2 separate regions of the Mus musculus genome follow, and region 1 is linked to region 2. A link is a loop called in an ENCODE intact Hi-C map of the cell type or tissue named here. Cell type or tissue: left cerebral cortex. All regions are shown on one strand. Links, peaks and the distances in the headings refer to the core of each region. The heading gives the core; the rest is flanking DNA. Region 1 overlaps Gpatch8 (G patch domain containing 8). Region 2 overlaps Gpatch8 (G patch domain containing 8).

The links. Hi-C counts contacts between places; a loop is a spot of excess contacts. Peaks named below come from ENCODE experiments on the same cell type or tissue, not always from the same donor. Only the 100,000 strongest peaks of a DNase experiment are listed, where the experiment ranks them.
Region 1: it touches region 2 in a loop (2.0-fold over the local background); 1 of 42 quality-filtered maps calls a loop at or near these places.

What each region holds. Positions count from the first base shown.
Region 1 is chr11:102,522,704-102,538,192 of GRCm38, forward strand. It overlaps Gpatch8 (G patch domain containing 8), which reads right to left. Exons shown (of 8, transcript NM_001159492.1): 3 at 5,391-5,463. Among named protein-coding and RNA genes, the nearest start is that of Gm25337, 19 kb to the right of the region's middle. In left cerebral cortex, for the core only: no CTCF peak of the experiment used is centred there; a DNase peak (open chromatin) is centred at 6,450; H3K27ac peaks cover 728 bases.
Region 2 is chr11:102,476,755-102,492,243 of GRCm38, forward strand. It overlaps Gpatch8 (G patch domain containing 8), which reads right to left. Exons shown (of 8, transcript NM_001159492.1): 7 at 10,746-10,876; 8 at 1-5,333. The coding sequence ends at 1,439. Among named protein-coding and RNA genes, the nearest start is that of Itga2b, 15 kb to the left of the region's middle. In left cerebral cortex, for the core only: a CTCF peak has its summit at 10,378 (motif pointing right); a DNase peak (open chromatin) is centred at 10,429.

The DNA.
Region 1 (15,489 bases), core at 3,361-8,360, 42 kb after region 2:
AGTACATGGCACATCAGGAAGAAGGAAAAGGGGGGGGGGGACGGGGGAAGGAAGGGGAAAAGGGGGAAGGGACTCAGACTCAAAAAGGGAGAAGCAAATAACCAACTTTAACTGCACATTCATGCCATGGCACAATGTACCTGAGTACACTGGGTGTATAACACATGCCTACACACACTAATGAAAGAAAATGGACAAAAGCCCAAGTCTAGCAAAATGGCCTAGTGGGTACAGGCATCATGGCTCCTGATAAGCTGAGTCTGATCCCAATGATAGAGAAAACCAACTTCCACAAGTTGTCCTCTGACATTCATTTGCATATGCATCCACACAGAAACTATAAACATATAAATGTACCGTTTTAAACATTTAAAATATCTACCTGTGTCCCAGGCACTCTGGAGGCAATGGCAAGAAGACCAACAGGTATGAAGGCATCCTGAGCTACAGAGCAAGATGCAATCACCAAACCAAACACAGCATAACACAACACGACACGACACGACACGACCAAAAGGAAGCACTTCTACACAAAAGTAACTGAAAATCATGCTGGGCGTGGTGGCGCACGCCTTTAATCCCAGCACTCGGGAGGCAGAGACAGGCGGATTTCTGAGTTCGAGGCCAGCCTGGTCTACAGAGTGAGCTCCAGGACAGCCAGGGCTATAAAGAGAAACCCTGTCTTGAAAAACCAAAAAAAAAAAAAAAAAAAAAAAAAAAGTAACTGAAAATCCTTATTCTCAAGAAGACCAGGGCTGGAGAAATGGCTCACAGTTAAGAGCACTGACCCCTCTTCCAGAGGGCCTGAGCTCAATTCCCAGCAACCACATGGTGGCTCACAACCATCTAAAAGGGGATCCAATGCCTTCTTCTGGTATGTCTGACAGCTACAGTGTACTCATATAAAACAAATTAATTTTTAAAAATACCCTTTAAACCTACCCCATGTTTATAAAATAAAAAAATCAGCTACATCTTGAGACCCAACATTAAATGTTGTCCTTACAAGAGTTGCCTTGATCATGGTGTTTTTTCACAGCAGTAAAACCCTAAGACAGCCATTAAAACAAAACAGCCAAACAAATATCTTAGACAATGTAGCAAAGGAGGTTTAGGTACCACTTCTGAGCTAAACCTACTCAGAAAGATTTTACAGCAAAACAAGGTTTTCATTTCAAAGCTGCAAAAATATTGTCTTGTCTTGTTCTAAATTAATTATATCCTCTGCTTCTGTAATACATAATTAGTTCAAAACACTTCTCACAAGCTGGGCTCTCGCCTTCAGAGGGCAGATAACTTTTCTTCAGGTCTTTATTTTTAACAGTAACAACTAGTATGTGCCATATACAGTAAGGGTTTTTTTTTTTTAATTATTTATCTATTATATGTAAGTACACCATAGCTGTCTTCAGACACTCCAGAAAAGGACATCAGATTTTGTTACGGATGGTTGTGAGCCACCATGTGGTTGCTGGGATTGGAACTCAGGACCTTTGGAAGAGCAGTTGGCACTCTTTTTTTTTTTTTTTTTTTTTTTTCCGAGACAGGGTTTCTCTGTATAGCCCTGGCTGTCCTGGAGCTCACTTTGTAGACCAGGCTGGCCTCGAACTCAGAAATCCACCTGCCTCTGCCTCCCTTTGAGTGCTGGGATTAAAGGCGTGCGCCACCACGCCTGGCTAGCAGTCGGCACTCTTAACCTCTGAGCCAACTCACCAGCCCTACAGCAAGGGTTTTAAAAAGCACTTAAAACATTACAATTAACAAAAAAGAAAAATCAAATAATAAAATTCAAATGCAAAATGAAATCCAGATTACAAAGTATATTCCAACATAAAGAAGTTTATTCTAGAATCAAAACTCTCTTCTCAACTTTGCCAGTGCCCACTATCAACAGGGAAGCCCCAAGAAGTATGGCCAGCCACCTGTAAAAGCCTTGCATGGGCTGAAGTAATATTCCAATTCTTGACCCCCCCAAAAACAAACAAACAAAAAAAAAAAAACCTTGAGGAAATCAGGTTTAAATTTTAGTAATGATTTACATGTTAATAATGTTAAAAGTTATAGATTCAAATAAGAATTAAAGTTCATGCCGGGCAGTGGTGGCGCACGCCTTTAATCCCAGCACTCAGGAGGCAGAAGGCAGGTGGATTTCTGAGTTCGAGGCCAGCCTGGTCTACAGAGAGTTCCAGGACAGCCAGGGCTATACAGAGAAACCCTGTCTCGAAAAAAAACCAAAACCAAAATTAACTTGACCATTAATCTTTAAAAGATTTTTGACTAGCTATTTTTAAAAGATCAGCAATGTAAATATATTTATCATTACTAAACTACACACTTTAAGTAGCCAAGTGACACCATTCTATCCATCACAAAACAGAGTCCAAAGTAAATCTGAACTATGTAAGTGAGACCCTGTTTCAAAAGAACAAACAAGGGCTAGAGATGGCTCAGTGGTTAAGAACACTGCTCTTCTGAAGTTCAAATTCCAGCAACCACATGGTGGCTCACAACCATCTAAACGAGATCTGATGCCCTCTTCTGGGGTGTCTGAAGACAGCTACAGTGTACTTACATGAAATAAATGAATAAATTAATTAATTAATCTTTAAAAGGGGGGGCAGTTACACAGGGAGTTCAAGGCCAGCCTGGTCTAAAATGAGGTCCTGTTCTGGCCTTACTCTCAACCCAAAAAGAAGAAAACCAAACAAACAAACAAAAAAAATGAGCTGTAATCTCAGCATTCAAGAGGCAGCATGATAGGTACAAGATTAGGTCTGATTACCTAGTCAGGTCTATACATCAAGTTTCAGACCAGCAAGGGCTATGTTACAAGATCCTGTCTCAAAAGATAAACCAAAGCAAAATTAAACTTCAAATAACCTTGTTCTCCCCACCCCTTCACATCAGAGTTTCTTTGTGTATTCTTGGCTTCCTGGAACTAACTCTGTAGACCAGGCTGGCCTCAAACTCAGAGATCTGCCTGTCTCTGCCTCCTGAGTGCTGAGATTAAACATAAGTGCCAAAACCACCCTGGTATCCCTTGTATTTTTCTATAAACATATTTGAGTTATTGTGGGCTCATTATGTGCCTGTTACCATGGAGTAGGAGATATAATCAATAAGACTGATTCATCTGTCTCCAAGACTTGTCTGGGTATGTTACTCCACACCTAGCTATATTCCCAACACCTGGGAATTGGAGCCAAGAGAACCATGGGGGCTTGAGGCTATCCTGAACTACACAGTAATATCTATCTCAGCAAAACAACCTTCTTTTCAAGAAAGTAAAAGTGTAAAGAAAATCAGAATTCAACAGTCTTTTTTAAAAAAACTTAAGATTAATGGGCGGTGGTAGTGAATGTCTTTGATCCTAGCACTTACTGAGTGCAGAGGTAGGCCTATTCCTGAGGCCACCCTGGTCTGTATAAGTATCCACTTACCTATCCATTCTGGTGCATGCATGCACGCACGCACACATGCATGCACCTCATGCATTCTGAGGGGTGCAGCTTAGTGACAGATACTTCCGCTGGGCGTGGTGGCGCAGGCCTTTAATCCCAGCACTCTGAGTTTGAGGCAGAGGCAGGCGGATTTCTGAGTTCGAGGCCAGCCTGGTCTACAGAGTGAGTTACAAGACAGCCAGAGCTACACAGAGAAACCCTGTCTCGAAAAACCAAAAAAAAAAAAAAAAAAAAAAGAACATACTTCCCTCCCCATGCTCTAATTATAGAATTTCTGACACTCAACAAGAATTACTTTTGGATTCAAACATATTTCATAACTAATGCAGGTACATAGCCCTAGCTGGACTAAAACTCGCTATGTAGTTTAAGCTGGCTACAAACAGAAACTCAGAGATCCACTTGCCTTTGCCTCCAGAGTGCTAGGATTAAAGGAATATACTTAGTCTGTCTTTAATTTTGATTTTGGACAAAATTTGATTTTTACAAAACCTATGGTCTCTACCATACAAATTGCTCTAAGTCATACAGCTTTCTTGCATTTCATGCATGAAGCCTCCAGTTTAATCTATACCACAAACAAACCAAAAGCAGTTTGCTAGTGTTTTGGTTCAGTTTTTGTTGTTTTGGTTTTTGCTGTTTTCCAAGACAGGGTTTCTCTGTAGAGCCATGGGTATCCTGGAACTTGTTTTGTAGACCAGGCTGCCTTTGAACTCAGATCTGCCTGCCTCTGCCTCCCAAATGGTGAGATTAAAAGCATGAGCCATCACTGCCGCCACCATCACCACCTGGCTTGGTTTAATTTTTTGAGACAGAGTGTCATGAGGTAGCTGACCTCAAGCTTCAGCCTCTACCTGCCAAGTGCTGGAATCACAAGTATGCACTACACCTCAACCTGGCAAAAGCAAGTTTTACAAATAGAGCATAAGAAAAGCTAACATCCGTTCCTTGTGGTCCACCACTGTCACCTCCACATGCAAAGCCTCTGTAGCAGTCCCTGTTCTCTTGTTCACCTGAACACACTGATTAGACCTCAGCTTTCATGTGATGAGCCATTTACAAAATTCAAATGACTACTGGCACAATTACCTTCAAACCTCCCTTTATATAAGGCTCTATGCGGTCAGATGAAGTTTCCCCTCGTTTCTGAGCTGGCAATCATATCATATCTGCAACTATCAATAGTTTTCCAATTAGAAAGAACTAAAATAATAAGCACAGTTGGTGGCCTTCCGACCAGCAAGAGCATAGAAGCACACATGTTAGTATTTTAGATTTTACCCAAATAAGTAGTATAGTTAAAAGTAAACGTGTAATAGGAACTTTAAACCATGCATTTTCCAGAAGCAGATCTAAGTCTGAGACATGGTCTCTGCTGGGACAGTCCCAGAAATGTTCTTCTCTCAGCTCAGTTTATACAGGTTAGCTTTCCCCATTTATCGCCACTCCCACTCTGATCGCAGAGCAAAAGAATCACAGGAAAAATCACTGGCTTCAGGGAGAAATTAGAAAGTCAAAAGTTAAACTTGGCTGTTTATTGATTCTCTTTATGATACATTAGTCACATAAATATCACTGAAGTGCATAAAGAGAACCTAATACACGCTCCTTGTTGTCCACCGTTGTCACCTCCACATGCAAAATTCAAACAGGTTGGGTCACCATAGTATGTATGGCCCTCTAAGTTTTAATGACACAGCAACTTATTCTCACCAATTATTAGCAAATATGGAGGGTATACAATGACTTAAGATAGGCTGAAGGAAAAACAGGCTATTCTAGCAGGGGAGAAGATGGGAGAAAATCAAATACTTGTTTAAAAAGACAACAAATACATCTGGATACAAGATTTGCTCCACAAACATTCTTTTACTCTTTTTATTATCATCATCGTCGTCATCATCATTTTGGTAAATTTAAAAAACTTACCCTGAAGAGATTTTCCCAATCCCTGGCCCAGCTTCCACCCATGTTTCTGGAGTAAGCGGTGTCCAATATTATCCTGACAGACAGAACAGAGAAACAAACCAAAAATATTCCAATAATATATTCTTCCCTTCCTAGTGACATTAAAATAGGTGATGAACAAGAGAAAAATCTACATATACGCATGCAAAAAAGGTGCTAATAAAAGGATAAATAAATGTGCCCAGTAAAAGGGACATTAATGTAAAAAGAAATGCTGGCTAGTATTTTATATGGGAGGACACACAGGGAAAGGGTTCTTTCTGACAGTGTGTTGGGCAACTTCTGTACACAACACTTTAAAGCAAAGGGGGGGGGGGAAAGGGGAGAATCCACTTATAAAGTTTTAAAACTAACATTAAAAAACATAAAATCAAGGTATTTATACAATCGTATCCACCACCTAGACAGCACCACTTTAAGATCGTTTTGTAAGAAAAGGAAATCTGCATTGTGTTTAGTTACTTTGTTTATGTGTCAGGCTTTCATGACATAAAGTAAGCTCTAAGTGTAAGGCTACCCCAGCACGAGAAATGGAGACAACCACCAAATCCAGGCTAGGCTTGATTGGCTTTAATATATATAGCATATAAATATAACCAGCATGCAGCCAATATTAAACTGAAAACACTGAGGTTAGTAAAACGAGAAGTTAAATCGAATAAACAAAAAATAAAATGAGCTCAAGCACAGACTGAGTGATGCATTTCAACGTGTTTCTAACAGAAACGCTAAGATGTTAGAACGAAACAGGCCTAGCAATAAGTCAACAGTAAAGAACCATTAGTGCATGTGGGGTCGACATACATAATGTCTCATCTGGAAACGGTATTTCAATGTAAATCGTATGAAAAGATGCCAGAAACAACAATTAAATGTCAGCTACTGTATGAAGAGTCAAGAAATCAGAAACTTCCACAGCCCTCTGTGTACTTCTCTACTGGTTAAGACTACTGCGAAGTAACAAGACCAAGCCAAAGAACTGCTGAACACCAGAAAGGAAAAAATGCTACTAATCCAGAAAAGAGTGAAAAGCTAGGCTGCAACTCAGAAAAGAGCAGTTGCCTAGCAACTCACCAGGCTGAGTCCAACCCCCAGCACCACACACACAATTAAAATAAACCAAAAAATCTTTAATATGTAGGCCATGTAGTTTATAACAATAATCTGTCATTTTATACCTGAAATCAATAAATTATCTCATAAATTATCTATCTGTTCTGTTCTTTCTCTTTCATTCTCTTTCTTTTTTCCTTTCTTCCTTCTCCTTCTCTCTCTCTCTCTCTCTCTCTCTCTCTCTCTCTCTCTCTCTCTCTCTCTTGTTTTTTGAGATAGGGTTGGTTCGCTGTAGCTCTGGCTGTCCTGACACTTGCTCTATAGAACAGGCCAGCCTAGAGCCCACAGAGATCCACCTGCCTCTGCCTCCTGAGTGCTGGGATTAAAGGTTTGTGTGACCATTTCCAGCCTGTTTTCTTTAAAAGAACAATATTCTTCCACAGGTTTAGAACAGCATGCAGCTGAGTGGCTGTAATTTTACTGGTGGAAAAAAAATCACAGTATGATCTCTCAGGCAAGATCTCATTAGCACAGGCTGGTCTTAAGACTTGCTATACATCCAAGGATGACCTTGAATATTTGATTCTCCTGCCTCTACTTCCCTAGGGCTGAGATTACAGCTATGCATACCTATGCCTGGCTTATACAGTGCTAGAGACGGAACCTAAAGCTTCAGGCATGCTAGGCAAGCACTCTACTGACTGAATTGTATCCCTAACACCCACGAGACTTTTGTGGTTTTGCTTTTTCCAGATAGGTCTCTATGTATTTAGCCTATACAACTAGCCTGCAACTTGTCATCTTCCCTCCTTGGCCTTCTAATTAAGTAATGCTTGGATTATTACATAGTTGTATAGGGTTCCAAGTTGTTTTGAAAAAAATGAAAGATGAAGGCAAACAATAAAAAGCTGTTTCTAAAACAAAAGGTACCACTGTGATATAGGATATTCTCACACACGCACGGTACAGTAAGAGGGCTCTAGAAATTATTTTGCTAAAATTGGAAAGACCTAGAAAAGAAGGCTCTGTGCAATCTCCAGTGAGGATGCTCACAGTACTAAATGTCACAAAAACTTTACTGGTCACTACTGCTGCTCCTCTTCTCTCCTGCACTACTAAGAAAAGTCTCACCTCACCCAATCCTGAGTATGTCTTACTATAAATAAATTTACTGTATAAAAAAATAGGCCAATCACATTGAGTCACATCTGTAATCACAGAAATGGGAAGGCGGAGTCAAAAGGTGAGTGGATCAGGAGTTCAAGGTCATTTTTGACTACATAACAAATCTAAAACCTAGCTGGGTTATATGAATCACAAAACAACAAAAAAGGCCCAGGGTACTTGCCTAATATGTGTAAGGCCCAGATTAGAGCCATACCACCTCAAAATTTTTAAATTAAAAAACCAAAACAAGTCGGGCAGTGGTGGCGCACACCTTTAATCCCAGCACTTGGAAGGCAGAGGCAGGCGGATTTCTGAGTTCGAGGCCAGCCTGGTCTACAAAGTGAGTTCCAGGACAGCCAGAGCTACACAGAGAAACCCTGTCTCGGGGGTAAAAAAAAAATCATGAAAGCAAAGCACAACAATATCCTTTATTTTCCCCACTATCAACCAAGTTTAGCTACTTATAAGTACCTTTGGAAATGACAAGGCTAGCAAAATGACTTTTAGATCATATGAGCTTGATATGGGGGCACATTCCTTATAACCGCAGCAGTGAGGTGGCTAAGGCAAGAGAATTACCTGGAGTTCAATGACAGTCAGAATTAAAAAGTGAGATCTTTTTATCTCAAAATAAAATAAAATAAAAATTAAGTGACTAACAATTGCAGTTCATTATTGTTTACTCTCTTGCTACATGAATGCTCTAACAGTGTATGGCACAAAGATTTATGTATTAAGTAATGCTGACAAAAATTGTTGTTTCTCCCCTATTTTGTTATGATCTGTTTTTGCTGTTTTGTTTTTGTTTTTTCCTTTTTTAAGAAATCAATCTTTGGCCACAAGAGATGAGACATTATGCTTACTGTGTTATATTATGAATGCACTAAAGTAAACAGACAGATGAAGCAGTATGCTATTTCCAAAAGCAGTGCAAGTGGAGTGAAGCATTTCCATACGAACCTGGCTTTAAAAACTGGGCTGTCAAAAGAACAGTTAAATGTAACACAAAGTAAGAAACTGTCCGATCACTAATGGTCGCTTTATTTTTTACTTTTTCTCTTGTTTTCAATTCACTGCTTGCAAGTAATGTATTTATTAAAGGAGACTGGAAGCATAAGTAAAACCACGAGTCAAGAGCAGCTGAGATTCAGGGCAGCGTGTGTGACTGACGACAGTGAGAGGGAGAGCAAATGTTAAGGAGAACAAAGCAAAGTTCAGGGCATACACATTAGCAGCACTTTTACAGCTCCACTCAAGAGGCTGGCTGTCACCTCGGGTGACAGTGGCGTCACTCTTCTAAGGCCTAAGGTTAAACTGCCCTTTTGCTAGTCCCTCAACTTCTCTAAGCAGGAGCAGAGAATCAAGTGCTCCAGACTATAAACTATCTATCCCTCTGCTGAGTCCTTCTGCTGACAGAAACAGACAACAAAACAGCACACACATCTCCCCACCAGCCTCCTCAGGTAAATGAATAACTAATAAAGACAACCTGAACCTCTCCTATCATTTTAAACTACCTGTTTTGACAGGACAAAGCTGCTACATGGCTTGTCACAAAACTATTCAGTGTGGTCTCCTACTAAAAAGGAAAAAAAAGGTGGTGGTAACTATGATGAAGAAATACTGTATACCTAAATAACTTGTTAAAAACCTGTTTGTTTGCTTGTTTTGTTTTTTTTTTTAATTTGGGGTGTGTGTTTGTGTGTGTGTGTCTGAGAAGCTCAGACCTGTCATACCCTGGAGCTGGAGTTAACAGGCAGCTATGAGCTATGAGTGCTGAGGATCAATTTAGGTCTTTGTGAGAGTAACACCCATTCTTAACCACTTAGTCATTTCTCCAGCCCACCGAGTAAATTAAAAAAGAGAAGGGAAAAAGGAAAGACAAGAAGAGAAGAGAAGAGAAGAGAAGAGAAGAGAAGAGAAGAGAAGAGAAGAGAAGAGAAGAGAAGAGAAAAGAAAAAGAAAAGAGAAAGGAAGGGGGTGAGGTCAGGTGTGGTAGCATATACCTTTAATACAAGGAAAAAACCACTTTTACAATAAAATGACACTTGCCAATCTCTGAACTATAAATTTTTCATCATCAATAAACAAGGGGCTTGCAGAAAACCAATAATACATTTACTTTATTTAGGACTGTGATTTTGTGGTTTTCCCGTATGAGAATCCCATGGTTATTTATAATGGTAGATTGACTAAAAACTTAAAAGCTCCAACAGGTAATCATGACAAATACAGGAAATGAGCAGTAAATATAGTTCTAAAATTATTAACAATTAGAAAAAAATATCTTGTAAGAATCAGCAACTCTTTATAATTTTTATCATTACAATAATTACAATTTTTTATTTTTTTAAAGTAATAAAAATAAAATATGTAAGGCCAGGCATAATGGCACATGTCTACAATTCCAGCACTTGAGAAAGGAAATCCAACTTGTGTACATATTGAGTTCCATGGCAACAGTATGAGTTAAGACTTAAAAGAAGAAAAAGCCAGGCATGATGGCTCACCCCTTTAATTCCAGCAATTCTCAATTCTGTTAGTTTAAGGTCACAGCCTGGTCTACAGAATGAGTTTCAGGGCACTCGGAGCAACATAATAGAGAGCTCTGTCGGAAAGAAAAGGAAAGGAAAGGAAAGGAAAGGAAAGGAAAGGAAAGGAAAGGAAAGGAAAGGAAAGGAAAGGAAAGGAAAGGAAAGGAAAGGAAAGGAAAGGAAAGGGAAAGGGAAAGGAAAGGAAGAAAGAAGAGAGAGAAAGAAAAAGAGAGAGGGGGAGGGAGGGAGAGACTAAACAAAGAAAGTCATGTGCCTACCTACAATCCTAAGAGGAAGAGGAAGAGGAAGGCGAATCAGAGATCAGAGATCCAGGATCATCCTCTGAGTCTGAAACCAGTAATGTCTCTTAAGAAACTGTCCCAACAAACAACAAAAACAGCCAGGTGTGGTGGTTCACACCTGAAATTCTAACACTTGGGAGGCTAAAGCAGGACTGTTATGTGTTCAAAGCCATCTTAAGTTACCCACTGGCATCTAAGTCAAATTGGACCCTATTTCACCCCCACACATAAAAAAGTTAATACTATCTACATAAAGATATAATTTGAGTTTTAAATTATTTTATAGAAACAAAAATTAATCTTTTAGCCTTTCAAACAATGTACAATTAACAAAGACTTGTGGTGCTAACAGGCTAGATTATGTACTATTTAAATGTACATGTAAGAATTACAAAGGAGGGGACTGGAGAGATGGCTCAGGAGTTAAGAGCAGTGGCTGCCTTTTGGTGGCTCACAACCATCTGTAATGGGATCTTATGCCCTCTTCTGGTGTGTCTGAAGACAGACAGTGTATTTTATATACATAAAATAAATAAATCTTAACAAAAAAAGAATTACAAGGATATTTCTATTTTAAATGAAGAAATAAGGGAAATGAAATTGTCTTAAGGAAGACACAGAAAGACAATTTTCTATCTGATTCAGAGTTGCCAGAGTTGTTCCAAATGGCAGCTTTGTGATCTTCAGCTGCAAGTGAAGTCCTAGTGTGTGCAAGTGAAGCTGAACTGAATGAAAACTCTTTTTGGGGGAGGAAGGGAGCAAGATTACCTCAACTGACTTGTTCTGGCTTTCTATTTGTAAGTTAAAAAGTAAATTAAAATTCTGTACTACCAATATGTGTTCCTGTCTATTATGTTAGAGTTTTTAAATGGGAGGATCTTCAAATGCAAAAAGTGCTTTATAAGTGACCACCAATACATTGAAACAAAAACTTCAGTAACTATTTTAGATGGTCTTCAACATTCTTATTTATCAATTAAACTGGAAGTACAAAACTTTCGCAGGAACTGCTCTCTGCTCCACTTAACTACATACCACTATGGGAACTAGGACCATTTGGCAACAGCAGCATAGGGCATGCCAAAACACAGATAAAAATGTATTTTCTTGCAAGGGCTGACTGCAAGTTTTGATACTAGAAAACAGAACCTCATGTTCTCAAGAGAAAACCACTTCAGATACATCAGTGACTAGATAAATATTAATCCTACACTCAATTTTCTTTTAGTTGACAACTGGATTTAATTTATAAAATTTAGGCCGTTTTCAGCAGAACAAAAATGATAAGTCTCTTGAGTGGGTTGTAAGCTTTGCTGATTGTGTATTAGAGACTATAAGCAAGAACCAATGCTACCATGTGAACCCATGCAAAGAACAAATCTGCAAAAATTCCCCAAACAAACAAAAAAAATCTATAGCTCACTACAGATGACAATGAAGACTAGAGAGAAAAGCCATATAGTAATGCTACACCATTCAGCTCCAAGAAGCATATTGTTTATTGTGCAGTCCACATAAGGTCACTGCTAAGAGTCAAATTAGCAGTCTCACAGAGTTACATTTTGGAACTAGTGGAGTCCACAGATCTACACAGATATGCAACATAACAAAACTCCAGGTATATATGTACTATTAAATCCCTACTTAAGTAAACTAAACATTGGCAACTAGATAGTTGGAAAACTTAACACTAACTTTTAAAAAACCCACTAAACTTGACAACTCCTAAAGTCAGGATTTTTATCAGTCACAATAAAAGCAACTAATCTGGTGGAAAGTTGTACTTTCAGTTGTATCAATGACAGCATTTTTTCAAGTCTATGATGCAGGCATTTTTTTTCTTTTATCCAACTTCATTATCCCATCTGATTTATCATCTTCAAACTAGGATAAGATCATAAAAAAAAATCATATATTCTAAATCGTACTAACCGATTCTTGTAACTACAATAGAATCTAAGATTGGGCTAGGGATTTAGGTTATATTTAGTTTTCCCAATATTTTAAATGTATGGAGGTCATAGTTGTGGCTTTAATGTCAAAATCTCATAACTAACAACTTTTAAAGTTGAAACTAAAAAAGTTGTTTGCATTAAGAAAACATATTTTATTCTTTCACTATAATTCAGATAGTCAAGTTATCTGCCAATTCTAATGTAATTTTTTAGAAAATATTTTACTCTTGATCAAAAGGATATTTTAGTTGAAATAAAGGAAAATAAAACTTTATTGCAAACATTATTCTGATTGTTGTTTTTTAATGAATTTTGTATTTTATGAATCTTGTTTTTAACATTTGCCTACTAAAATTGAGTAACTATATAATCTCACTAACAAATCCAGACTTCAGAAGTTTGGTTAATGTATAACTCATTAATATCTTTGAATCTCATTTCACATTTTGCTGATTTGTATCAAATATGCTCTATTATGAAACAAATAGCCTTAATTCCATACTCATAACAGCCTTTCATATAGGCATATTCTTGACACAAACCTGTGCAGACCTCCAGTCATCAGGTGCTGCAGACCCCTTGCTTACGTATTGAAATGACTATTTAGCTCCTGCAATGATCTGTAGACTCCCAAAGCTGTGTTTCCCCAGCCACTTTTGAGTTGCATGCTGTAGCAAAACAGTCAGCACCTCTCACGATATTGCTGCAGAGAAAGATCTTAATTCAGCAGAGACTGTGTAAAAAGCAACAACCCCGCTTAGAACGAAACAGCTCAAGCCAGCCAGCCAGCCCCAAAACTAAACACTTATCTGCTGGGCATTCAGATAGAGGACTTTTGTCTTTGGATATAGGTGTGCTTTTAAAACTTTAAATTTTGTTTCTAGATGATTAGGTAGCAGAAATAAAGCTCTTTGTTTTCTGGGACCCGTTTTTCTTTTTTTTTTTCTTTGAGTCCTACCTTCTATTTAACATAATGCATCTTAAAAGGTCTTTCTACTATTATTTAAACTATTAACTCACAATTAATGTATATGTTTATAGACTCCAGAAATAATTTTTCACCAGAAGTATAACTTATTATAACATATATATCTCTGACCACACATTTATTTTAAAAAGTAAAGGTCCTGTCTGAGCACAGTAGCATTTGTTATTTTAATGGAGATTAACATTCTCTACTAAACAAGCCCTGAGCTGATTCTACTCTTACTCACTGAGATTACTCGGCAATGATTACTCAAGCAGACTGACTTGACACAGTGCTTTGCTTACGAATACGACATGTCCAAGAAAAAAATCCTGGGCACTGTGAGGAAATAGTATCATTAGTCTCATGTCATAGGAATGGCTTAGAAAATTGTAATGTGGACCTACACAGAACTTAAAAGGGCTAAATGTAAATGCTTTTAAAGAAATATTCATTAAGTACATTACAAATGAAGCAGGCTACAGTTTCAGACTAATTAAACTTCCTGATACTGCCCAGACAAAGTGCTCAACAGAAACCGAACATCTGTGACCCTGATGGGATATGGGACTGGGAGGCTCTAACAACTGGGGGTTTATCCTTAAAACTGATGCAAAGAAATATTTTTAAATTAAAATGGAAAACTAAATTATTTAAGTACAAACCATGTATCTTGCCTACGAATTTCATTATAAAATTCTTCCTGATGATCTGATACAGAACAAGGCACGAGCCTTGGTGGACTTTATTTAGCAGAGTGGGCTTGGCATTTTCCTCTTAGGTTCAGCACACGCTCAGCTATGAACTCTCCCTCTGCAGCATTATCACATGCGTCATCAATTACTGCCATGCCTAGTCTAGCATCATGCCAGCACATTAAGACAGAAAGTACTATATGCAGTGTTCACTGGACCAGAAAAACAGAAATAAGAAGGGGAGGTAGGGAGAAAGAAACCCTAGAGAAGAAATTAAAAAAAAAAGGCAGACCGTGCAATACAAACCAGATCATGGCTGCTTAGCTAATATGGGCCAACTGCTGTGGAAGAAAAATGTCGAACACCCCAAGTTGTGTAAATTCTGTAAACATCTAAACATACACACAAACACACACAACACCAACCTAATTAGGAACATAAATATATGTTGATCCTTTACTATGTCATAGCTTTGAAAGCAAAAGTTAAATTATCTATACTTTCTCAACTGCTTTGTTATTTCACAGAAGGAAAAGAAACTAGTGTTGCTTAAAGGGAGAGGGGCCTATCTTGAAGGATATATAAAACTTAGGATTCCCTGTCTGACTTCGTATCTATTCAAGCTTTACCAATGCCTCAATTAAATCTTCTTAAGTAGACACATGTAAGCACAAATTTTAAATACTGACAATAACAAGCTTAGACACTTCAACTATGGGCAGTTGTTCTAGAATAACATTGTTTTATGTCCAAAACTTAAGACTTTTCTTTCCTCCTAGAAACAGGGTTCTCTCTGTGTAGCCTTGGCTGTCCCAGAACTCACTCTGTAGACCAGACTGGCCTCAAACTCATAGATTCACCTGCCTCTGCCTCCCAAGTGCTCGGAATAAAGGCGTGCGCCACCATCACTTTTTTTTTTTAAGTAAGAGGCAGAGAAAATCTCCTTGTTCTCTGGCTTGGTATCATTACTGTCATAGACTAAGAAGTGTGAAAAGACAAAAGTAACTAACTGTTAACCTGGAAAACAAAAAACAAAAAACCACCAGTCATTTCTTAAGCTACAGAGACCAAGCTTACCATGTCTCACAAGTACCTTGCTACTTCGTAACTGTTTCTACTAGAACATTTCACACATGATTATGTTGTCCAGAAACGGTATTAAAGGATCAAAATACATTTTACTCCTTTATTTGATTTACAAAAACACTACCCCAACTTTCTGTCTTTTATCAAGGTTTAATATAGGCCAAAAGTAACATTTTTTTTCCATTAAATTCTAACTTTTTCTCTTTGTTTTACACTGATTTTCTAACAAATCACACCCAAAAGTCCACCTGATTACTCTAGGGCATGCAAGAAAATGGCTCTAAACTGTACTATCAGTTGT
Region 2 (15,489 bases), core at 7,307-12,306:
CAACCCACAAGGCACATTTAAAAAATTGTCAGAGGGGGCTAAATACTAGGAAGGCAAATAAGACTGTCTGGAACAAGGTACCCAGGGAAACCAAAGGACCCCTTTTCCCAGACAATCACCGAGTGTCACTGCTTCCAGAGAATAAAGCTGTTGAACCAATCCTCCCCTCCTCCATGGAGTCCACGGTTTCTCTGTATAACAAAGCACGTCAGGGAGACCACTGCAACTGTGCATCCTCCTGACAGCAGCAGCCGCCTGCTGCTCATCAACCCGAGAGTCCCAGTGCAGGATGAACCAACTACTGCAAATTATTTAACACTGTCCCAGCAAACAAAACAAAACAAAAAAAAGTGTCAACATTTTTATATAGTTCATAACTTCAAAAAATACAGGAGGTTGATAAAATATACATGCTTAGTCATTTTTGCATCTAGCAGAAAACAAATATTTTATTTTTTTTTCTTTTATAACCTTTAAAGTTTCTTAATTCAACTAGGGCAAACATATTTACAGAAAGCCACCAGAACAAGGATCACTTAAAGAGCTGGATGTAAAAAATATTATTGCAGTATACTACAAATACGGAACCTTTTTAATATGAGCTACAAAAAGCAGCATTTATGTTTATAGAGTTCAGTGCAATTTTACATTAAAAAATCCTATAAATTAAGAAGAAAACATCAACATAACAGAAGGAAATATACCCTTCAGACACGAGCTCCTTTCTGGGAAGCACATGGGTGACCCTATGTTCAGTGTAGCTTCTACTCACGATAGGATCTTCTTTTCTGGGATATGTAGATGCCTCTTCTGGGATGAGGGGCATGAGGACAGTAGTGCCAAATGCATGGCTCTGTTTGTAAGGAAAGTGGATCAAATTGCAGCCTGAGTTGCTTTTGGTTCTAGGTTAGACTCCCTCTTCCACCTCACCTGGGATAACGTGTCACAAACGGATAGTCAAAGACACTGCCGAAAAGTGGAGTTTTCACCACTGAAGAGACAGCCTGGCCTTTCTCGTGGCACTGAGAAGGCAGGACCAGATGGGCCCATGGCAAGTGCTTTGGTGACAACCCATTAGAGGAGGAAAATGTTTTGAACTTACAGAGGGGAAGTGCAGAGGATCAGAAAGTAGAGGGAGGAAGGAGGCTTACTTGACAGTCTGGAGATGTTGCTGCAGAGGAGTGTGGGTAGCACTTACTGGTGTTCCCTAGCTTAGAAACACAGGAGGGAGGGACTAATAGAAAGGGGGTAAATATCCCTGATAGTAAACCCAAAGCAAACCTCAAATCTAAATCCATCCCTGCAAGCCAAAACTCATTTCTTTGGCTGTCAAGACACTGCCCGTTCCAGCTTTTACCTGCTGGTATAAATGGCTCAACACCCCCAAGGGAAGAACAGGCCACCTTCCCTGGCTCAACACAGGCTTCCGACTCCCAACTCAAGTCCCATGGCTGGGAGGGTGCTGCAGGTCCTGACCTGAGAAGATGGGGTGAAGCAGTGGGTGAAGATGGAGGGCTGTGGCAGCTGCTGCAGCAGGCCGTGGGGCAAGCAGGGTGGGGTAGAGGGCAGCGTGTGGGACGGGATGAAAGGTGAAGGGCCCAGGATGGATGGCTGAGGCAGGAATTATATGGATAGGGTGGCTAGCAAGAAAGGTGGCAGGGTGGCCAGGGATAATTGAGTGAGTGAGATGGGACAAAGAAATAGGGGTTAGATGGGGCTGGGGAATATGATGTACTTGAGCAAGCGGCTGAGGGTGGGGGTGAGGGTGAATGCCAATGGCGGCAGCAGCGGCTGCAGCATGATGCTGTAGGATGGCATGCTGAACAGTGGTGATGGAGGTGGCAGAGGCTGTGGCTGGCTGCTGAATGTGGATGGGCTGCAGGGCTGGTGTGGCTGGAGCTAGGGCGGTGGAGGCTGGAAAGGCCTTCACTTGTTTGGCCAGAAGCTGCTGCTGGATGTGCTGCTGTGCAGCCTGCTGGAGCTTGCTGTACTTCTCCATCTCCTCAGGGGTGAAGGTGATGGGCTGGCTCTCGAGAGGAGCCAAGGAGGCATCCTCAGTCCCATCTGTTGATTCAATACTAGGTTCCCCACTGGGAGGTGCATAATTGGGGAAGTGCTCAAGGTCTGGGGCTATAGGCAGCAAGCTGGATTCCACAGGGCCTGGTTGACTGCCACTATCCAGAGACTCCAGAGTATCCCCATCACTGGGGTCCGGGAGGTAGTTATGGGAGATGGCTGGATCCCCAGGGTAGCAGTCAGTGTGGGCTGGGGTGCCTAGCGGAGCCACAGAGTGATCAGCAGTAGCTTCTTCAGACTTTGGCTCTTCTGGGGGAGGGTCTGATAAGGGACCAGCTGCTTCCTCTGAGAACTGATGCCCAAATGGAGCATCACTACTCCTTGGGGACCCTTCTTCTGGCTCTGAATGTTCCTGCTCTTCTCCCCTTTCTAAGCCAGACTCTTCACATTTCTTATTGGACTTCCGGGTAGCTGGAAGCTTCCCTATCATTGGAAGAACAGGCTTATTACCAAGAGACGGGGGGAGCTTAGGCCCAAAGTAACCTTGTGGGGGGTTCTTGTACTTGAGCCCAGCCTTATTAGGGGTGGCCAGCACCTCCTCGCACACATTGGGTTTCCTCTCCACTTTCCTGGACTGGATCTTCTCTAGCAGCAGTCTGGCAGTAACAGAATTCTTATCTTCAGGACTGCAGTCACTTTCTGACCCCCTTCCTGTGCCAGTATTGCTATTCTGGGAGGGCAGGCCTGCTCCTTTACTGTCATCTCCTCTGCCATCTTCTTTCTTTCCAGGACCTTCTCCCCGACCTGATTGGAAATAGTGGGGGGATTGAGAGCGGTAGATCTTTGAACGAATGAAATCCCGGCGGCCAGAGCGCCTTTCCTCTGGGCTCTCATGACCCCATGAGCCCTTTCTGGAGCCTGATCTCTGAGAAGGGCTCCTGGTGCTGCGGCTCCGGTCCCGGCTATAGCTTCGGCTTCGCTGCCAGCTGTGGGCTGTGGTGCTGCGACTTCTCCTCTTGCTTCGACTGCGACTACAGCTGCTACTGCGGCTTCGACCCCGGGATCTTGATCGCTCCCTTGTATGACTCCGAGATCGGCTTCGGGACTGGCTGCAACTGAGGCTATAGTCATCATCAGATGATGAGTATTTGTGTCGTTTAGACCTGTGTTTGGAGCTGGTATAGTCTGAATCATCTGAATCGTGAGAGCGCTTAGAGTGCCTTCGTGATCGGTCGCTATAGTCACTATAGCTATCATCAGAGTAACTGTGCTGTCTACTATAGCAGCTCTGGTCTGAAGAGGCATCAGAGCTGCTAGAATAAGAGCGCCGGGAGGAACGATGTGAGGAATGGCGATGGCCAGACCGAGAGCGGCTACGAGAATGCTCACTACCGGAGTCTTCATCTTCCTCCTCTTCTTCCTCCTCCTCCTCTTCCTCCTCCTCACTGTACTGGGATGGAGACTTCTGGTGCAGTCGGTGTGAGGAAGCATCATCACTATCCTCATCACCACTACTGGGTTGGCTCCGATGGCTGGACCGGCTGCTATGTTTGGTGTTAGCTCTCCGCTGGCAGGAGGAAGTTGGTGGTTCACCTTTGTGTTTCCTCCCACTGTGATCTTGGCAACTGCTACCACCCCCACCATCATCCTTCTTGCCACTGTTTCCTTCTTCAGCAGGAAGGGATCTCCGCTGGGAATCATCTTGAGCTCGGCGCCGCCTTCTCGGTGGTGCCGGGCTGCCGCTTCCAGGAGGTTCTGATTTGGGTCCGCGTTCAGAATCAGCTGCGGCTGATGATTTGTTCTTCTTCCGTTTTCGTTTCTTGCGCTTCTTAGATTTCTCCCCAGACTCTGCCTTAGAACTCTTCTCTTCCGTGTCAGCCTTGTGTTTACGTTTGTGCTTGCTGGATTTTTTGTGTTTCTTTTTCTTCTTGTGTCTGTGAGACTTGCCTGATGGTTCTTTCTTGCTAGGATGGCTTCTCCCAGTGTCTTCAGTTTCTGACATATGGCTACCCCCAGGCTCCTGCTTGTTCAGGCTGCTACAGGCAGCCCCTGATGCAGGTTCATCCACTCTGCCTTCTGAAGAGAGCACTACATCCTGCTCCTCTTCCTGGCTTTTATTCGGTTCTCTAGGATCAAGGCTCTGGAGATGATCCTTTGAGGAGCCTGCGACATCTTTTGGCTTTTCTGTCCCTTTAGCTTTAGCATCTTTGTTTCTTGAAAGTTTAAAGTCAAAGTATAAAGGATTACAACTGTAGGAGATGGAAGGCTCTGCTTTGGTGAAAATGAGTAGTTCTGATGGCCACTGGAGGGCAGTGCTTTCATCCTTGCTTAAAACTGGAAAGAATGGACCAGTAGGATGCTTGGGTCCCTGGCCTGCTTTTGTTGCTGGGGTGGCCTGAGAAATGTCTTTAGGATTGGACTCACACATCGGGCTCTCTGACGTCTCCCTACTCTCTACACTCTGCTCATCTTCCCCTCCTCCGGAGCCTTTCTTTGTTTCAGTTTTACCTCCAGGCTCTGAAGGCCCAGCCACAGCGGCTTCCTTTTGCAGCTCAGAAGCTTCACTCACTGTTCTTTCTGCCCCTGGGCTTGCTGCTGTCTTACTACAGCCTTGCGGCTTGGGAGAGCTGCTTTTTCTGTTCTCGGGGGCACTCTTTGAGTGTGCACTATGATCCCCTTCCATCTGTTCACTGGCTCTCATAAAGAGTAAGAAGGGGAAATTAGGTTTGACCTTGCAGTGTGCTGGGGGGATGTAGTGGTAATATTCTGGCTCTGTAGCCCCTGTTCCTTCTTCCCGTTTCATCCTTTTCAACTTGGACAGTGTTGAGGCAAGGGACCCTCCATCCTGAGGGTCTTCATCTTCTTTCTTTCCATCAAGATTACCAGTGCCATCAGTATCTCCCACCTTCTGCACCCCTTGGTCAGAGCTCTTCTCATCAGCCTTCGTTCCATCTTCTGAGCTCCCTTCCTCTGCATGGTCCTTGAAAACGGATGCTATTGATTCAAGTTTGACGGGAGCTTTCTTGGCAAAGGAAAATGATACTCCCAATTTCTGCAGTGGGGGTCCCAGATTATTCTTAATGCCAAAGCTAATACCTTGGGAGGCTAAGCCAGGAGCCTGTGACAGTCCAGTGGTATTAGTGATCTGTACTGACGTGAAGGAGCCCCCTTTATCTGTGGAGAAGTCGGCTCCAAAGCCACAAGAAGAAACAGCACTTGCACCACTGTTGGTTGATGACTCATCTTTATCCTCTTCTCCACCATCCTCGTCTACAGCCACCGTGGTTGGTCGGAACATGGGCCCGCTTCCCGGTGCACTATACAGTGGTTGAGAAAGTGAGAAAACAAAAGAGAGGATTCGAGTTATAGATCTTATATAAAACATTCGTCTTTTTTGTCCTTCCACTCATCATAGGTTGGTCTCAAAGATCCAGAGTGGCTGTCCCTAGCAATGTGCTGATGAATGGGACTTATTGAACGGAGGTAGGCAAAGTTTCATTTGGTTCAAGTACCAGGTTAAATTCCCAAGGCCAGCAAGCTATTGCTATCCTTTAAGCTGTTTGCCCTACAAAAAGGCTCAACTTCTTTACCAATAGCATCTCACAGTTTCGTCTTTAATCTGTTACCAAGCCTTTTTAAAAAAAAAAAAAATTTTTCTCTGGGGCTGATGAGATGGCTTAGTGATTAAGAACACTGGTTGCTCTTTCAAAGGTCCCAAGTTCAGTTCTCAGCAACCACATGGTAGCTCACAACCATCTCTAAAGGGATTTGATGCCCTCTCTGGCATGCAGGTGTACATGCAGACAGAGTAAATCATGTATTAGAGCAATCATATATTTAAAACAAATTTTTCCTTTTCATTTTATTTTAAGTTTATGTGCACATTTTGCTTTTATGTATGCCTGTGTATTACATGTATGCATTGCCTTTGGAAGTCAGAAGAGGACGTTGGATCCCCTGGGATTAGAGTTTATAAAAGAATGTGAACTGGAGATTGAATCCAGGTTCTCTGAAGGGCATCTAGTGCTCTTTAACCACTGAACAATCAATCTCTCTAGCGCCCCCACTTTCAAGATTACATGTATTTGTTTACTTGGGGAGGGGGGGAGATAGACAGAAAGAATGCATGTTAAAGGTCTGTATTTAGAGGCTAGAGCTAGTTCTCTCCATATACCATGTGGATTCTGGGGTTTGAAATTAGGTGGCAAAAACCTTTACCCACTGGGCCATCTTGCTGGGCTTGCAATCTTCCTACCACCCTACCGTAACCTGGCATATAATCAACTATGCGGATATACAACCATTCCAAAGGTTATTCTACAGGGCATGGTGGTTTAAGCCTTTAAGCACAGCACTTAGGCGGCAGAGACACAGGATTACTATTGAATTCAAGATTGGTTTCATCTATGCAGTGAGTTCTAGTTCATCCTAGACAACATTTAAAAAAATTTCTCTTTCTATTTGTGTGTTCATTGATGCCATGCCATTCATGTTGAGGTTAGGACCTGAGAGTTGGTTATCTTCTTCCATTACACAGAGCTGGTGGGAAGCGTTTCAAACTTTACTTTTATTTTATTTATTTATTTATTTATTTATTTTTGAGACAGGGTCTCACTATGTAGCCTTTGCTAGCCTAGAACTCATTTTGTATATAGGCTGACCTTCAACTCAGAGGTTAGCCGGAGCATTAGGAATAAAGCTATGCCCTACCACACTCCATTCAAATTTCTTTTTTTTTTTTTTTAAAGATTTATTTATTTATTATATGTAAGTACACTGTAGCTGTCTTCAGACACACCAGAAGAGCAGAAGAGGGCATCAGATCTTGTTACAGATGGTTGTGAGCCACCATGTGGTTGCTGGGATTTGAACTCCGGACGTTTGGAAGAGCAGTCGGGTGCTCTTACCCACTGAGCCATCTCACTAGCCTCCTTCAAATTTCATTTAATAAAAAGGAAGGAAGGAAGGAAGGAAGGAAGGAAGGAAGGAAGGAAGGAAGGAAGGAAGGAAGGAAGGAAGGAAGGGGAAAGGGGAGGAAAAGGAGGAGGAAGAGGAGGAGAAAGGAGTAGTAGCAGTAGAAGATACTAGTTTGAATCCAGAAGGCTGGATTTACAAGTATATATGCAGCTTACAAATTTAATATATACACATACACATTCTGAATTAAACATAGCTGGAAGCCTCTACTGGACTACCATGTGGTTATATTTGTTTTAGAAATCAGATGGGCAGTGGTGGCACACACCTTTAATCCCAGCACTCGGGAGGCAGAGGCAGGGGGATATCTGAGTTTGAGGCCAGCCGGGTCTTCAAAGTGAGTTCCAGGACAGCCAGGGCTACACAGAAAACATGACACTGGATTGTACTTAATCACACACATGTACACATCCAGAGAGAGAGAGAGAGAGAGAGAGAGAGAGAGAGAGAGAGAGAGGCTACATTATAATAAAGTTTAATTTATAAGTTTATAATTTATAATGCAAGTTATAGGAATATGGACTTTTTCTTCCAATCAATGGATAGGGAGCATGGAAATAGCAAATAAAGGAATGATTCATCTTTCAGGCATTATAGCACACATATAGCACACAGCTTAAACATTAATAATTCTATAATTTTCTTTTTAATGTATTTCTTTTTTTATTTTTATTTTTATTTTTTTTTTGGTTTTTCGAGACAGGGTTTCTCTGTATAGCCCTGGCTGTCCTGGAACTCACTTTGTAGACCAGGCTGGCCTCAAACTCAGAGATCCACCTGCCTCTGCCTCCCGAGTGCTGGGATTAAAGGCGTGCACCACCACGCCCGGCTTTTAATGTATTTTTTTGTTACATTTTATTAACTGTGTGTGTGAACGTACACAAGCCATGGCACATGTGTGGATATCGGAGAACAACTTGTAGAGTTGGTCATCTCCTGCTGTTTGGGTTCTGGGACTTGATGAGGCTTTCAGGCTCACCTCCTCTACCTGTTGAGCCATGCTGTTGACCCCTGTTGAACTGCAAGAATGATTACACTTGGGCTGGAGAGATAGCTCAGCAGTTAAGAGCACTGACTTCCTCCTGAAGTCCTGAGTTCAATTCCCAGCAACCACATGGTAGCTCACAACCATCTGTAATGGGCATTTGATGCCACCTTCTGATGTGTCTGAAGACAAGTGGCAGAATATCTACATACATGAAGCAAATAAATCTTAAAAACAAGACAAAACAAAACAACAAAAAAACTCAAACGATTATACTTTGGTGTGTGTGTTGTTATAGAATGATGCCTATAACAAGCTACGTTCCAGCTCCTACAACAGAACTACTAAGATGCTTTAAAGCCAGTGTTTACCGCCTATCTTGCTATGTATGGACTATCTAGGCATTTCCTGAAGCCTGAACTCAGTAACTAAAGACAATTAGTTAGATATAACTAACTGTATTCAACTTGGGGCCAAAAAATCCAGATACCATGGTATCTAAATTTTGTTGTATGTGCTGTTGCTGTTCAAGACAGAGTCCAACCAGACAGAGATAGTAAGACATATTATATTATATTATGTCACAGTCTACCTCCTATCTATCTATCTATCTATCTATCTATCTATCTATCTATTATATGTAAGTACACTGTAGCTGTCTTCAGACACTCCAGAAGAGGGTTTTGAGCCACCATGTGGTTGCTGGGATTTGAACTCAGGACCTTTGGAAGAGCAGTCAGTGTTCTTACCCCCTGAGCCATCTCACCAGCCCAGTCTACCTCATATCAATGAACAAATGATGTTGCATGTACAGGGCCCAGTGCCAAACCAGTAACCTACACACTGATCATTTTTACCTGGCCATCTTTTAACTGCTAATTTATAAAATAGCTAAAGTTGCTTCTGAAGAAAAACAAGTGTTATAATATGTCCTGAACCAGAAAGTAGCCTGACATACATCTTTTGTGGCGATATCCTTAGAACATGCCCAAGAAAGATGCATTTACTACAGAAAAAGTTGCAAATCGGGCTCATGAGATGGTTCAGCAGGTTCAGAAGGTTCAGGGTGGCCATCCTGAGTTTAATCCCTAGAGTTCATGTAAAGGTGGATAAACAGACCAGACTGAAGTGCTGTCCTGTCATCCACACACACCATGGCACATGAATCCTTGCACAAACACAGGAAGCAAATGCAATTTGTAAATTTGTCAGATAAGAAACTGCAACCAAGCATGGTAGCCCACACCTCTGATCCCAGCCCTCTGGAGACAGAGGCAGGAGGATCTCTGAGTTCAAGGCCAGCCTGGTCTATACACCAAACAAATTAAACACAAAATAGAAATCTGAAGTATAGGCTAAGACCAAACCAAGAATATGAGGGGAATGGTCCTCTGGAGAGTGACTGAAACACACAGGTGCACACATATTTCACACGCCACGGTATTATGCTTTTGCAGGTAAAGTGGTAAGATTTCTGAGCATTCAGAAGCCAAGGCTCTGTCCCATCTTCCTCCTCCTCCTCTTTTGTTTGTTTTCCTGTGTAGCCCTGGCTGTCCTGGAGCTCACTAGGTAGACCAGCATGGTTTTGAACCCCTAGAGATTTGCCTGTCTCTGCCTCCCAAGTGCTGGGATGAAAGGCCTGCACCACTATGCCTGGCCCCCTCTTCTCAAAGTTTGTCTTTTACTTTTCCCAGTAGTGAAGAACTTGGATCCTTAAAGAGGTACTCTATCCTGCTCTACACTCAATATATCTTTTTAATAATACAACTTTATTTTCTTTTAATTTTTCAGTTTTTGTTTTGTTTTTGAGATGACAGACTCATTATATAGATCAATCTGGCGTCAAATTCAGAAATCAGCCTGTCTTTATTTCCAGAGTGCTGAGATTAGGGTATACACAATCACACTGGCTAACTGTATAGTTTAAAAAGGCAGTGATAATACCTGACTCAGCAAACATGTGCTAGGAGGTTGTAGTGGTAATCTGGAGTGCTGTGCTTTTCTGCACGGTGTGCTGGAGAGCGTGGAACAGAAACCACGGCCTCACTGTGGCAGGAGGCACCTTTTAGTTATGTCTAATGGAGTCAGTCAGTCACTCTTCAGGACAACTCCACGGAGCTCTCCACTTCACCCGTTCTCCATTCTCTTTTCAGATAGGCTCTCAGGTGTCCCAGGATGACCTCAGACTCATTACACAACCAAGCACAGCCCTGGACTTCTGGACCTCCTGCCTCTCCATCCTGAGCTCTGGGATTACAGGTATTGCCAACATTCTTATGTGGTACTGAAGAATCAAACCCAGGACATTATGTAGCTTTCTGTAAAGCACCGAGATAGACACCGGCCCAATTCAAAATCTTAAGAGTTTCTACTTTATTTTTACTTATGAGCACTCTGCATGTACACGTGATCGCCAGAAGAGGGCAGCAGATTTCTTACAGAGGGCTGTGAGGTACCCTGTGGTTGCTGGGAACTGAATGGGACCTATGGAAGAGCAGCCAGTGTTCATACTGCTGAGCTAGCTCTCCACAGCCCCTCCCCCGCCACCCAAGTTAAATATTTTTAGATATATTCTTTTTGAGATCAGGTCTCATCAGCCAGGTTGGCTTTAATCTTACAGCAATTCTCTCGCCTCAGACTCCCAAGTGCTAGGATTATAGGCATGAGCTACTACATCCAGTGTTTGAATTATAATTTTAAATCTGTAAATGTAAAATTTAAGGATTCTATTTATCTACAGGACATTCCTAACATGAAATTTTCCTACCATTCAGCTTGTTTTCTTTGCTCTGCCAACTCATGGAGCCGCCGAAGGGCTTTTTCTTGTTTCTTCTCGTCTTTGCGGGATCTTGAAGAGACATTTCGGGCAAACTCTCTCTGCTTGAGATCTTTTAATCTCTGAGTTAAAAAGAAAGAAATAGAAGGTGAGCAATTTTTAATAACACACAGATGTGAGGGCAAAGCCTTTATAATATTTACCCTGAACCAATGTCATAACACTGGCATGGAATACACTATTCTATTCATGTGGTGCTCAGAAACACAACGCTGGTCACTCTGAGCACGACACTTGGATTATGGGCATTTGTAATTAGGACAGCAAGTCATTTGCCTTATTGTACAAAACAAAATGATTCCAGAAGCAACACGCAGATTTTAGACTATTGGGAAGAAAGGAAAGAGACCAATCACCTGCTCTTCCAGGATGCAGAACCAGACAAACAAATGTGAGAGAAATCGCAGTAACACAGGCCAAAGTGACAGAAAGGGGTTAGGCTGGTACAGAAAATTACCCAAGGTGTAAGAGCTAAAAAAAAAAAGCAATGTACAGCTTACATGGGAGGTTATCATTATCAGAGCAAACAGAAATACTCTTTCCCCACCATAAAAATGTGGAGGTTTTATCTGGTTTTAGTGATAACAGAGGTTTCTTACAATTATTAAAGTCGAGAGGTCTTCCAACCCTGGCATGTTCAGAACTCAGCCTGACCACTTTCAAATCCAGCCTGTCTGCTAAAATGGAAATAATCATGTTGCTTTCCACTCCTTCATAACCCTGAGAGGAATATCAGGGAAGAAGGACACAGGAAAGTTGAAGATTCTGTGACTTAAAATTCTAGTAACAGAATGGGCCTTTTGTTCTCAGAAGCTACTGTGTAATTTTCCTCAAAACAAAAGAAAACAAAAAGCGAAGAAGTGGTGTCATGAGACAGGCTGGTGACAGAGTCCGACATACCCATCTGCAATGAAGACGGTGCAACACACTCAGAACATGAAAAGTGAACGCAAGGCCTGCCCAGCAGCCTATGCTCTCCCAACAGCTTAGGAAAAGGGAGCTGACCCAATATAAAGTGGACATTGCTTTAGAAAGGCATGGTGTTCAACAGACAGAGGAATTTTCTTACCTAGTATTTATGAAGTGTGTTTCAAATCTTTTGGAACTGGGAGGGGGAAAGGTAGAAAGACACACACACACAAAAGATATACAGCTAAAGACACTATAGAAAAACTCACTCTTGTGATCTGGGCTCCCAAATTAGAAGGATTTGCTCTCAAAACATCAGCTGAAAACGTCACATCACAAAGAGAAAAAAAAGTAAAAAATAAAACAAGAGTGGAAGAGAAAAAATAAGGCAAGCATTACTACATAAGCTCTCAGTGAATCTACAAATGATATACTCAACATCAGGGACAAAAGCACTCAACGAGGGCTGGGGAGAAGCAAGAGTGGAAAACACACACGTGTATGTACACACACACACACACACACACACACACACACACACACACACGAGTAATCACGTCTAGATAAATGAAACTACCCTTTTTCTGTAATAGGTTCCATTTCTTCAAGAGAAATGGTCGGAAAACTTCAGGAAAGACTGCTACTGTCGATGAGCAGTGAGTGAGGCCGTACTCCTTCCTCTTAAGTTTGGAGAACTTCAATTAATCAACAGCTAACAAAGCTGGTGCTGGTGTAGGTCCCATATAGATTTAGATTTCTATAAACTCAAGTCATTCCCTGCCCCCCCCCCGCCCCTTTTGGTACTAAGCTTATTACTGAACTATCTATAGCCCCAACCCTTTTAGAGAAGGCCTCATTGAGGTGCCTGAAGTCACCTTAGTCTGTGGCCCAGGCAGGCCTTGAACTCCTGCTGCTGCCTTCCAAGTAGCTGGGATTACACTTTTGCACCACCAGGCTCAGTGAGGATCAAAACTATCTTAAGAAGTATGAATTTCAATGTTTTTCTTCTGAGAGGAATGGGGCAGAATGGATTCACTATGACTATTATGCCATTTGTTATGGATAAATCTTGTTTTTCTCCTTCCTAAACACTTAATAGACTCTCTTATCAAAATTTAAATAGAATGCAATGTTTTTCTCGTATCTCCCTATACACCTCAAGAAGTTCTACGTGCATCTAACTCAAAGCAGGTATTTGTTGAATTATAGGACATTGTTCAAAAAAAATAATCATATTCATCAAAGCCTGGAGCCTCCAGATCGTGTCAGACAAGGATTAGGTTTTCTTCCTCCTCGCCTCTCTTTTGTCTCATTGTGTAGCCCTTGGCTAGCCTAGAACTAAAGAGAGAACCACTTGCCTCTGTCTCCTGAGAACAGGGATTAAACGGGTGGTCCATCACACACACCTGGCTCTATACGTTCTGAAAGATGAAGGAACAGGACCAAGCTCACAGCATTCTCAACACATTCTACCCAAAAGTTCTGCTCCAAGTACAGACACAGATAGAAAACAGAATGTCATCAAGGAGACGTATCTCGTGTTAAGCTTCCTTCTAGGTAAAACGTATCGTACTCTATCAAGTCCAGCAAATATTCCTTCATAACCCTGACAAACTTCACAGTCAAACCTGGAGTCTCAGGGTAGAATGAGAACTTCCCAGGTTTAGCACAGTCTGAGAGACAGCATACAAACCTCCCCAAACCTAGCACACAGACTCTGATGGTGACTGTCTTAGTCAGGGTTTCTATTCCTGCACAAAACATCAAAACCAAGAAGCAAGTTGGGGAGGAAAGGGCTTATTCAGCTTATACTTCCACATTGCTGTTCATCACCAAAGGAAGTCAGGACTGGAACTCAAGCAGGTCAGGAAGCAGGAGCTGATGCAGAGGCCATGGAGGGATGTTCCTTACTGGCTTGCTTCCCCTGGCTTGCTCAGCTTGCTTTCTTATAGAACCCAAGACTACCAGTCCAGAGATGGCACTACCCATAATGGGTCCTCCCACCCTTAATCACTGAGAAAATGCCCACAGCTGGATCTCATGGAGCCATTTCCTCAAGGGAGGCTCCTTTCTCTGTGATAACTCCAGTTTGTGTCAAGTTGACACATAAAAACATCACTATTAAGCCTCAATCCATACTTTCTTATTCACCAAGATCTAAAAAACTTTAAAAGTCCCACAGTCTTTGCTAATTCTTACATATTAAAAATTCAATCCCTTTAAAATATCTAATCTCTTTTAAAATTCAAAGTCTTTTTTACAATGTCTCTTAACTGTGGGCTCCATCAAAATACTTTCTTCTTTCAGAAGGGAAAACTATCATGGCACAGTCAAAATCAAAATCAAACTCTAATGGTACAATATCTGGGATCCACTCATGATCTTCTGGGCTCCTCCAAGGACTTGAGTCACTTCTCCAGCTCTGCCCTTTGTAGCACACACCCTGTTTTCTAGGCTCCAACTGCCTGTATTCCACTGCTTTTGCTGTTCTTGGTGGGCGTTCACGGTACTGGCATATCCAAAACACTGCAACTAGATTTCACCAATAGCCTCTCATAGGCTCTCTTCATGGTGCCAAGCCTCAACTCCTTTGCATGACCTCTTTAGTCCTGGGCCATCAATTGCAACTGAGGTTACACCTTCACCAATGGCCTTTCATGGCCTCTCACAGTGCTGAGCCTCAGCTGCTCTGCGTGACCCCTTCATGCCTTCAAACCAGTACCACCTGGGTGACTCTTACACATTACCAAGTCCTGCTGCAGCATGAGGTACAACCTTGGCAATCTCTGGAACACAGACCCTGTGCTCTCAGGAAACATTTCCCAGATTTCACCTCAATGATTCTGGTCTCTTAATCATCACTCATTTCTTAGCTCCAGGTAACCAGCATCAAAAGTCCCAGTAAGGAAAGAAAAGGTTTCACTTTAGTAGTTCTGGTATCTTGTTAATCACAGCTGATTCTTCAGCCCCAGCTAACCAAAACCAGAGTCTTCACAATCAAAATAGCAATGGCCCTGATAAGAGTCTTTAATCTTCCCTCTGAAATTTCACAAGCCAGGTCTCCATTTTCTGCACTGTTCTCTCTTTTTTTTTTTTTCGAGACAGGGTTTCTCTGTGTAGCCCTGGTTGTCTTGGAACTCACTCTGTAGATCAGGCTGGCCTCGAACTCAGAAATCCGCCTGCCTCTGCCTCCCGAGTGCTGGGATTAAAGGCGTGCGCCACCATCGACCACTGTTCTGCACTGTTCTCAACATTATCTTCCAAGCTCCTACACAACATCACACAGAGCTCTTAACATTCATTCCAATGGCTCTTCTAGCTCAAAGTTCCAAAGTTCTTCCACAGTCCTCCAAAACATGGTCAGATTGTCACAGGAATACCAATTTGTCTTAATCAGGGTTTCTTCCTTCCTTTCTTTCTAAAGATTTTTATTTATTGTATGTATGTGAGTACACTGTAGCTGTCTTCAGGCACACCAGAAGAGAGCATCAGATCCCATTACAGATGGTTGTGAGCCACCATGTGGTTGCTGGGAATTGAACTCAGGACCTCTAGAAGAGCAGTCAGTGCTCTTAATCACTAAGTTCTCTCTCCAGCCCCTAGTCAGGGTTTCCATTCCCGCACAAAACATCACGACCAAGAAGCAAGTTGGGAAGGAAAGGGTTTATTCAGTTTACACTTCCACACCAAAAGTAGTCAGTACAGTGACATTCTGATGGAATGGAGAAACACGCCTTTTCTTTAAAAGGAATCCTTCCTTCCTTTC